Regions from separate parts of the Mus musculus genome. Here all the other regions are linked to region 3. A link is a contact called in ENCODE Hi-C or POLR2A ChIA-PET data. All regions are on one chromosome and are shown on one strand. The core of a region is the stretch at or near the end of the contact, and the rest is flanking DNA. Distances in the headings are between cores, read along the strand shown.

Region 1 (3,609 bases), core at 996-3,495, 38 kb after region 3:
GTGCTACTGTGACTGTATCCCTGGGAGCTCTCTCCACTCACCCTGCCTTGTCTTTCTATATAGCACCCACTTCTACAGCTTTATTCATCCACCATAAATCTACTACCCATCCATCCATCCATCTTCCCTCCCTTCCTTCCTTCCTTCCTTCCTTCCTTCCTTCCTTCCACCCATCCATTTTACTACTTACCCACACATCCTCCCATTCACCTTCTATCCACTCTTGCATCCATTCATCCATTCACCCATCTGTTCATGGACTCACTGACCCACCCATTCATTCCATTCATTATCTATCCATTTGCCTATTTTTATCTACCATCCATCCACCCACCTGACATTAATCCACTTACCCAGCATCCATCTACCTAGCACTATTCACATATCATTCATCCTTTCATTATATATATAATATACATCATCTGTTTATCTGATCATCTACATCAATGCACTTATCCATCTACCCATCTTTCCTATCTATCTGCCATCCATCTTCCCTCCTTTTCATCTCCCATCTCTCTCTTCTTCCTCCCTCTCCTCTCTCACTCACTCCTTCCTCTCCCCCCACCTGTCTTCCGTCTGTCCCACAGCCATTTAGGAACTTCTCCCACTGTGGCCAAGCTCCCTCTGTATGGGATACATCGCTGGCCTCTTGCTTCTTGACAAGCTGTCCAGGTGGAACTGGCTCCCAAGCTCTGCATCCTTTCCCTTGAACCTGGGCTGCATCCAGCATGCTCGGGACTCCACAGTCATGTAGACGGCTTTCAGCCATTTGCGAATGATGTTCAATTCTACCACGTCCTAAGGACACTTGAATCTTCTTTTTCCAGCCCCACCCTGATCCTAGTGTGGCCACTGTCACACTTAATGATAACTTACTATGCAGACCAGGCTAGCCTTAGACTCACAGAGATCCGCCTGCCTCTGCCTCCAAAGTGCTGGGATTTAAGGTGTGGTCACCACACCTGGCTACACTTACAAAGGTTTTACTTTAGATATTGTTGGTTTGTTTAGTTTTACACATATAAATGTTGTACCTGAATGTAAACCTGTATGCTATGTGTGGGCCTGGTGCCTGTGGAGGTCAGAAGGAGGCGTCAGATTCCATGGGATTGGAGTTACAGATGGCTGGGAGCCACCATGTGGATGCTAGGAATCGAACCTGGGTCCTCTGCAAGAGCAGCCGGTGCTCTTGGCTGCCGAGCCACCTCTCTTGCCCCTCTGCTTAACATTTTAAGTTATGTTTTATGTCTATTTTGCATTTTTGGGCATTGGTTCTCTCCTTCCATCATATGGGTCTTGGTGGGGATGCACTCAGCGAACGGGGCTTCGCCTGCTACGCCATCTTGCCAGCCTTGATGCTGCAAAGCCTTCCTCACCAACACACCTTATGTCAGGTGAATTCATGGTGCTATTCCAAACACTTGATGAGAGAAAAGGGCCTCAGTTACCTTTGTCAGAATCCGAGAGCTCGATGTCGAGGTCCCCGAGCAGCTGCTCTGTTTCCTCCAGCCAGGACAGGGACACCCTCAGGATGTTCACTACCGTCTTCTGAAGTCCTGACACGAGCGGGCTGAGCGGCAGGTGCTGAAGGAGCTCCACCTCCTTCTTCAGGTCGATGCTGCTGCAGGAATCCCTCATGCAAGCCTGGAGACAGACAGGCTGTGAGCAGTCAGACCCAGCATCTATAAATGGCCCTGACGAGGGCCCTGATGGGGCTGACCTGAGAGGGATGAGATGCTGGACCTGACCAGGAAGCAGGACAGCAGCCCATCACTGCCTGGTGGGGCCCACTTTCATTCCGGTCCTTTTGGCAGCCTATCTTTTCTCCCAGTTTAATTTAGCCTTGGTAAGGGTGTGTGTGTGTGTGTGTGTGTGTGTGTGTGTGTGTGTGTGTGTGTCTGCCTGTCTGTCTGTCACTCTCACCTTATTGCCTTGAGACAGTGTCTCTCAGCAAACCTACAGCTCCCCATTTCTTCTCATGGCCTGCCTTTACCCCATAATGCTGGGCTGCAGGACTTACAGCTATGCCTGGCTACTTGACATGGGCTCTGGGGATCTGAACTCGGGCCTTTGTGCTTGCACAGTGAGCTCTCTGACTGAGCCATCTCCCCAGCCCTTTGTCTGGACGGTTGATAGGCACAGGACGCTCCTTTTTAGGCTGGGCAATGCTGAGCTGCCGCCGCCGCCGCCGCCACCGCCGCCAATCTGTCTGACGTGAGAACCAAATCTGGCTAGTTCTAGTCATCAGAGTTCCTGTCGAGATCAAGGCACGCGCTGGACAGAAAGTGCTGTTTCCTGACTTGTTTGAAAGGGAGTCAGCACTTGCACAAAACTCCCTAAATAGCATCGTCTGATTGCAAGAGAAAGCAGAAGCAGCTGTGCGTTCTGACGCTCAGGGTTGGGGCACCAGGGGCACCCTGGACCTTCATCCTCCCTCCTCTACTGGGAAAGGCAATAGCTGAAAATAGCTTCCGTGGCTGGGCAAAAATGGAAATTTTGAGCAAAAACATTTCCTCCCTCTTTCTGCCTTCCCCCTTCACACCTTTCTCTCTGTCTCTCCCTCTGTCTGTCTGTTTCTGTGTCTGTGTCTGTCTGTCTGTCTGTCTGTCTCTCTCTGTGTGTGTGCATGTGTGTGTGTGTGTGTGTATGTGTGTGTGGGGTGGGCTGTACATGCACGTGTGTGTATGTTCAGGTGTGGAGGCTGGGATCTCAGGACCACTCCCCCCTCCCTTGTTTTTTGAGATAGAAGCTCTGACTAGGTAGTGGGCTAGCCAGTGAGCCCCATGGATCTGTCTGCCTCCACCAGTGCTGGGATCATGAGCATGCGCTATCATGCTCAACGTTTTAAAGGTGGGATCAAATTCAGGTCCGCTCGCTTGCACAGAAACTGCTGCAGCGACTGAGCTGTCTCCCCAGCTGGGTTTCTCTTTCTTACTTTTTAAAATGCAGAGCTGGGGACTTCCCAGAGTACAGAGTACAGCCATCTCTTTCTATCTGTGGGGAACTAATTAGTTTCAAGGCACTGAAGCCAAATTCTGAGGAAGTCCAATTCCCTTAGTAAGAGATGTGGCATTTGTACACAGCCTACACACATCCTTCTGTATACTTCAAGTGGCCTCTAGGCAACTTACAATACCTAGCACAATGTATATGCAGGCAGAAGAATGATAAGAAAAGAATGTCTGAGGGTGGGAATGAAGTTTTGTAGGACAGAACTTGCCCAGTGTGTACAAGGGCAACAGTACAGATGCAAAGAGCCCACCACTACAAAATCCAACCTTATCTGGTATGTGACTGACTTTGCGGGGAGGGGCGCATGCAGGTCAGAGGTCAATGTGGGGTCCTCCCCAATCACTCTCCGATTTACTTTGAGAAACTTTTTGGCATGTTTGAGATAAGGTCTCAGGAAACCCAGGCTGGCTTCAACCTAGCTAAGCATGACCCTGATCCCAGAGCCTCCACCTCCCACGGACTGGCTTGCAGGGGAACGTCCAGCTCTATGTGGCCACGTGGATCAAACCCAGGACTTCATGCATGCGCCTGAGCTACCCCCTCCCTTGCCCTTGCTTATTTTTTGACAGTGTCTCTCACCGATGCCAGAGCTAG
Region 2 (3,245 bases), core at 605-3,104, 39 kb before region 3:
ATGAGGACTGGCTGTGGGTGTGGAAGGAAGTGGGACATGGGAAAATCCTCTCTGGACCCTGGTTGGAGGGAACGCCCCCTTTCCGGGCTTCCTGATGGGTGTCTGGGCACTGTCCGTGGGGTGTGGCTGGGGCTCTCAATCTGCTGGCTGTCTTCTGCTTTGGGATTCCCTGCGTACCCCACCCCAAGCTCAGCTTCTGTGGTTTGGTCCCCTCTGGGATCCGCTCCAGCCTGGTGCCTGGAGGACCATTTCCTTTCCAGGAACATAGGTGGCTTACTAGGAAGACGGGAGGCCGGTCCTTTGGAGGGGCACTTGCATCTTCTCTACCCCTATGGGTACTCTTCCCCCATCTCCATATTGCTGGATTTTGTGGGGGTGTGGAATGGCTGAGCCCACAGGTCTTGGGGACATCCTAATCTGGTAAGGGTACAGCTTAGAATCATAGAAAGTAGAAGGCAGGGGTTGGAGACCCTAGGCAGGGCACATAGAGAGAGAATGGGCTCCAGGGATTGTCTGGGAAGGGAGGAACTGTCACTGGGGAAGAGGGCTGCCTTCTGATAAAGGGCAGGGGAGTCACCACTGCACAACCACGGAGTGAAGGGGTTCGAGGTGGGGGGGCGGGGTAATGGGGGAGAAGGGAGGGAGGGGAGGAAGGTGGACTCACAGTGTATGAAGAGGGGCTAAGTCCCAGGGGACTCTGTCCTGATGATAGGGGAGTTACATGTTTGTAGACTGGGGGACAGGGACAGAGGAGCCCTTCCCTAGCAAGACCGCACAGTGTTAAGGAAATGGAACCTGGTCAACAGGGTGGGCGGGAATGGAAAGGCCTGAAGAGTTTTCACCCACAGTAAGTAAACATAGTATAGCTGAGGGTGTGTGTGTGTGTGTGTGTGTGTGTGTGTGTGTGTTGGGGGGAGGGGGTTGTGGACCCAACCTAGTAGGAGAGAGTCCATAACTAAGCAGAAGAAATTAAAGGACCCAGTAAAAGGCACAAGTCTGGCATGGGTGCCGGGGGGAATGTCCCCTTAAGAGGCAGTAGGGTTGCCTTATTGCGGTGGGGGTAGGGAGTCCAGTAGTTAGGACGGAGCGGAAGGGAAGCCACCGGCCCTTTCTCCCTTTCTCGATATGTTTGGGTGTAGGGTGGTGGGTGCAGTAACATTAACAGTGGGAAGGAGGTCGGTACCCTGTGTGGTGGTAGTGACTCGCTGGGGACCTGCGATTATCTGGAAGGAACCTCAGGGAGCCCCCAATCCGCGTGGGCTATTCCGAGGGCAGTATCACCAGGAGGAGGGGTCACATGTCAGGAACGGGAGCTCCCCAGATCCACTTGCGTGCTGGGGTGGTGGGTCTGGAAGCCTCGTGGCTCTTTAGAAAAGCAGCAGAGTTCCCCACCCTGGTGAGACGGGGTTCTGGGGGAATCTAATTGGGGATACGGGAGGTTAGGGCCCGAGGCCGGGTCTAGGGTGGTGGGGAACCGGGTGCAGGGGCACTTACTGCTTGAACATCTTCTCCATGTCTTTGATCTGCTTCCTGGAGAACTCCTTGAACTCGGTGTAGGGGTTGAAGACGCGGCGGCTGGGCGACTGTGGCTCGCCGATGCCCTGGTTGAGGTCCGCGCGCCGCAGCAGCTTGGCGCTCAGCTCGTCGTCCGCGCTGCCCAACGCCTGGGCAGTCTCGTCGGGAGCCTCGGCCGCCGCCGCCGCCGCCGCCCCGTTGAGCCCCGGCTGCTCCGTCGCCTCGCCGCCTTCGCCCTCCATCTGCAGCCTCCGGCTCAGCTTGCTGGCCAACTCGTCCGTGGCCATGGTGGCCCGCGCAGCGCTGCCTCGGCCGGGCCCCTGCTCTGCGCCGCGCTCCCGGCCGCGCTCTTCCTCTTCCTGACACTCCCCGCCGCCAGGCGCCGCCCTGAAGGTGGGACTTAGGGGACCGCCCGCCCCCGGGCTGGCTCCCGCCGCCTTTGCCGCGTGCCGGGTCCTTCTCTATCCCCGGAGGGGGGTAGGGGGGTCAAGTGCATTCCGCTCCCCAGCTCCTCATCATCGTTCCCCTCCCTCCCCCACAGTGAAAAACCATCAACTTCTCTCTGATGACCTCTGGGTGACGCTGAGTCCCAGGAGCCCTCTGGAAGGAACCTGGGAAGGGGGTGTCCCAACCCTTCGGGAGGGAAGAGGGTCCGCTCGCAGGAGGTGGCTGTGTGTTCAGGGACTGGAGAGGGGCGCGGCTCTCAACCCGTTCTCTGAAAGGGGTTTGTGTCTCTGACACCCTGTCGGTTGCCATGGAGACCACTGGTAGTGAACCGCTGGGCGTTCTTGATAAGGTGGCAGGAATCTGAAGAAGGTGGACCCTAGCACTGGAGCCCAGTTGAGACTGTCTCCAGGGCTATCATGACTGGCGTCATTCAAAAGTGGGGTAGCTGCTATGAGGGAGATGGCACCCTACCAGTTCTCAAGGTCCCCAAAGAACTGGGAAAGGGGAAGGGGGTCGTCCTGTTACACGATGATTCAGCACAATAGCTGCCTGATCCGGCGGATGCCTGGGACTCTCCACCTCAGAGGGATTTCAGAGAGATCTCCATGTTGCCTCTTTGATGGGGATCCCAGAGGGGTGACCTCCTCCCCAAAGCGTCAGGAATGGGGGGAGCTGGAAAGGAGGAGCTCAGAGAGAATTTGTCTCTGTCATCTAGTCTGTCACTTCAAGAACAGCAAAGCTGGTCTGAAGAGAAGGCTCAGTTATTAAGAGTGGTTATTGCTCTTGTGGAGGACTGACATCCTAGCATCCGTGTAGGGTCCGGGTAGAGAGGGGCAAGTCACGAAAGGCCTGTAACTCCAGCACCAGGGATCCTAGACCCTCTTCTGGCCTGCTTATGCATCTGCACTCATGAGCATATATACCCCTCCCCCACACACACAGACTTAAAACTAAAGTAAATCTCTGGCCAGTCTCTGAGTTCAGTCAGCCTGGTCTACATCCAGGATAGCCAGGGCTCTATAGTAAGACTCCCTCCTTGATAGATGATAGATAATAGATAGACAGATAACAAACTCTGTTTGTTTGTTTGTTTTTCTTTTGGGGGTTTTGTTTTTTGAGACAGGGTTTCTCTGTGTAGCCCTGGCTGTCCTGGAACTCACTCTGTAGACCAGGCTGACCTCGAACTCAAGAAATCCGCCAGCTTCTGCCTCCCAAGTGCTGGGATTAAAGGCGTGCACTGTCCGGCGGTAACAAACTCTTAAACCTTCAAAGCTATGGTGTTC
Region 3 (3,363 bases), core at 37-2,536:
GATTAAAGGTATGCACCACCATGCCTGGATATTATTATTATTATTATTATTATTATTATTATTATTACTATTAATGATATGGGAGGGCTCAGCCCCCTGTGGGATATAGGGCTACCATGGAACAGGTAGTCCTGCGGTTATATAAGAAGTCAGGGTGAGCAAGCCAGGAAAAGCAAGCCGGTAAGCAGCACTCTTCCATGGCCCCTAGTTCAGTCCTAGCCTGTAGGTTCTGGCCTGGAGGAGTTCCTGTCCTGACTTCCTTCATTGATGTACTATGGTAAGCTGTAAGATGAACCCTCTCCTCCTCAAGTTGTTTTTGATCCGCGTGTTGATCACACCAATAGAAGGCAAGCTGGGGCCATCTTAAGTCCCGCCTTAACGGCTGCACAGGCCACGTGGCCCCACCTCCTCCCTGGGACATTTTACTCTATACTTGTTTCTTTCTGTCTCCTCCCTTCCTGCACACAGGCTCCATGAGGGCCAAGGATGCTTCCTGTGGAGACAGATCCTCTCAGAATGGTCTTCAAGATGTGCAAAGTCCTGAAGGCCTGAGGAGCCTGTCCCCAGCTCAGGGCTGCCGGGCGAGTGAGCAGACCCAGCTACTCTGGTGTACTGCCCTGAAGCCGGTCCACCTCAGGGTTTGGTTCTGTTATTCATCTGCTGGAGAGGGCATCTGTTTGTCTCAGAAGGAGCCACGTCTGGATGGAAGCAGATAGGAGATGCTGAACTGGGGAAGAAGGAGAGGCTCAGCAGCCAGGCCGGACTCTTAGTCTTTCCTGCACTGGGAGAGGAAGCCCCACGTGACCCTTCCTCATGCCCCTCTGGGAACTCTCTTACTGAGAGAGGACTCGGATTCTTTCTCATACAACTCTTGAGCCCTCTGACCCTCTCTGGCTTTGGAAACAGGAAGTAGCCTGGATGAGGACCACTGTCCAAATGCCTTTTATCTTGGGCTCTCCCTCCCCCATCAGCTTCAGCTGTGAGACAGAAACTAAAAGTAACCATTCAAACTTATGGGGAGTGGCTGGGCAGGGGTTGGGGGGGGGGGCGGAGGGCTGGTATGTGTAAGGTCCCTGTGTGCCTTTCTCTGTCTGTAGCACAAAGTTTGGTATACAGTAAGTGCTCAATACTGGCTGTGGGTCAGGTCCTGCTTTGCAGGCTTAGGAGTCCAACAGGAGCAACTGGATCTCCTACCCAGCTTAGCTTTCAACCCACCTGGGTCATTGCACTCTTCCTTCTGGTTGCCCTGAGAAACGGGAAAGCACATCTATTTACGTGCTCTGGCCAGCACTCAACACCAGGGACGGCTGGCTGGACCTCAAGCCCTTTCATCTGGGCCGCCGGAAGCCCTGGCTCGCTGGTTGTCTGGCAGGGGCAGTGTCTTTGTTGACAGAGTTGGCTTTGTTTCTTCTGCAGATGCTTCCCAGAAGCATCTGGTTTCCCAAAGTGAATGGAAAGGATGCTCTGAACTCTAGGAAACGGAGACCTCAAGGAACCACTGTGCACCACAGTCGGCCTACTAGGAATGATGGCTCAGGCCACAGTACCAGGCATGGGTGCAGAGTATCAGCTTTGAGGACCACCTGACCGGCCACTCAGGCATGCTTCCCACTGGATGAGCACCTGGGACTTCCGGGCAGTCACACAGGGAGACCTTATCAAGTGACCACCATGGTATGGGGGCATTGTGGGGGGGTCACATTAACTGCATGGCTCTCTGGGAAGGTCATTTGCTTCTGTTCCATGCAGTTTAGAAAGGCCCTCAAGCCCCAGCAATTTCACAGCCAAACGTGAGTTCTATGTGGCAGCCATACTAATTACGGCATCAGGTTAAGGGAGACACAGCTGTGTAGAGAGAACATCTTGTGTCACCTGTCAATTAAAAAGTCTACGGCCCCTTGCTTAGGCAGGAAATAGAAGGTGGGATGCCCAGGAGGCAGAAAGAATTCTGGGAAAGAACAAGGCACGGGAAGATCCACCCAGGAAGATGTGAGGTGATGGAGCCAGGGTACCTGAGCACGGGTAACCAACTAGGTGGCAGAATGTATGTTAAGATAATTGGGTTGTTTTAGTGATGATGATCTTGTCAGAGAAGAGCCTAGCTGTATGGCCAAGGGATTTGTAAATATGTTTTGAGCCCGAGTCTTGTTTCTGGGAGGAAACACCAAGCTTAGCTTCTACAGAGCTGAACTCTCCATCGTGTGGGGACCGGCTGGATCAAATGGACACAGCATGGAATTCTACGCAGCCACTCACGGGGACAAAGTGGACGTTTACGGACTCAGTTGGAGAAGATGCCATTGAATGGAGTGGGCTGGGGTGACGGCTCAGTGGTTAAGAACATCTGCTCAAGCACTTCTGCAAGCATTAGGGACTTTGGATTCCCGGCAGCCATTTGAAAAAGTTAAGCATGGTTGTGTGTACCCCAGAGCTGGTGGGGAAGGAGTTCTCTAGGTTCAGGGAGGGACTCTATCTCAAGGTCGATAAGACAGAGACAGACGGATAGCCAATGGTCTCCACACACACATATCACACATGTGAGCACACAGGCACACAAAAGAGACAGAGAGAGATAAACAAATTGAAGAGTTAGCAAACAATTACCTACCAGGTAGAGGTTTGTACAGGTCATGTGTTTGTGAGTATGCATAAATAAAATATATTTCCCAACAAGTCTCTGAAGTGGGAACTGTCATTCTCAGAGTGGGGAACTGGTGCCCAGTGACCTCCCTAGGGCCACAGACTTTCTACATGGAGGGACTGGGATTCAAACCTAGGCCAGCTTGATCCAAGGCGGAGAGCCAGCCACTGCCCATTTGTGATTGGCAGGAAGACCTGGGGCCGCTGTTTCCACTGTTGATAGTGTGGCCCCGGAGACGGATCATGGGGGCAGAGCTCTGTTTTACTTTGTTATTTACCGTGGACAAGCGATACTCTTAGGAAAGCAAGCCCTTAGCCCTCGGGCTGTTGGAGCTGCCTGGAGCCCCACTCTCGGACACTGACCTCTTGGAAGCTGGAGAATGAGTCTGGGTGGGCTGGTTCTATCTGCAATGAGATGTCACACTTCTGGCTCAGAGTCCTAGGCTTCTGCTCCGTGCTCAGGTGGGGTCTGGGTTTCTCTTGGGAAGCCCTGGGGCAGAGAGGGGGGCATCGTGGGTATCAGGCAGCTCAGGGTTCAGGGACCTTTGCATCCCTCTGTAAACCTGGAGGTCAAGCTATCTCGTTCACAGGCCACTGAGTTCTTTCAGACTTCCTGTGTTTAAGCCATGAGCCCGGTTACCTGGGGGGGAATGCGCATTCCAGAGCAAAGCGCGGCTCTGTTTTAATTAATGAATCTAGGAAGCAATGAAACACTATCATTCA

What was found. Hi-C counts contacts between places; a loop is a spot of excess contacts on that map. ChIA-PET counts read pairs that join two places held with the same protein, here RNA polymerase II (POLR2A).
Region 1: a loop to region 3 is called in a map of heart, with 2.1 times the contacts of the local background. The contact joins two enhancer-like sites. A Hi-C loop is called at or near these places in 2 of 37 maps with a recorded cell type or tissue (heart and left cerebral cortex). POLR2A ChIA-PET finds 5 or more read pairs at or near these places in 2 of 5 experiments (Patski and embryonic stem cell).
Region 2: a loop to region 3 is called in a map of heart, with 1.9 times the contacts of the local background. The contact joins the promoter of Efhd2 here to the enhancer-like site in region 3. A Hi-C loop is called at or near these places in 5 of 37 maps with a recorded cell type or tissue (Patski and heart). POLR2A ChIA-PET finds 5 or more read pairs at or near these places in 2 of 5 experiments (Patski and embryonic stem cell).

What each region holds. Positions count from the first base shown.
Region 1 is chr4:141,950,031-141,953,639 of GRCm38, forward strand. Fhad1 (forkhead-associated (FHA) phosphopeptide binding domain 1) reads right to left here. Exons shown (of 32, transcript NM_177868.4): 13 at 1,452-1,647. Among named protein-coding and RNA genes, the nearest start is that of Gm35295, 31 kb to the left of the region's middle. Within about 2 kb of position 2,246, at least 1 of the 3 ENCODE cell types and tissues checked has a DNase peak (open chromatin) inside an H3K27ac peak, as active enhancers do; it is heart, where a contact is called at or near this core.
Region 2 is chr4:141,873,066-141,876,310 of GRCm38, forward strand. Efhd2 (EF hand domain containing 2) reads right to left here and starts at 1,855. Exons shown (of 4, transcript NM_025994.3): 1 at 1,495-1,855. The coding sequence starts at 1,802.
Region 3 is chr4:141,912,930-141,916,292 of GRCm38, forward strand. It overlaps Fhad1 (forkhead-associated (FHA) phosphopeptide binding domain 1), which reads right to left. Exons shown (of 32, transcript NM_177868.4): 24 at 3,004-3,130. Gm42338 (a long non-coding RNA gene) reads left to right here. Exons shown (of 3, transcript XR_881551.2): 3 at 469-2,667. Among named protein-coding and RNA genes, the nearest start is that of Gm42338, 4.8 kb to the left of the region's middle. Within about 2 kb of position 1,287, at least 1 of the 3 ENCODE cell types and tissues checked has a DNase peak (open chromatin) inside an H3K27ac peak, as active enhancers do; it is heart, where a contact is called at or near this core.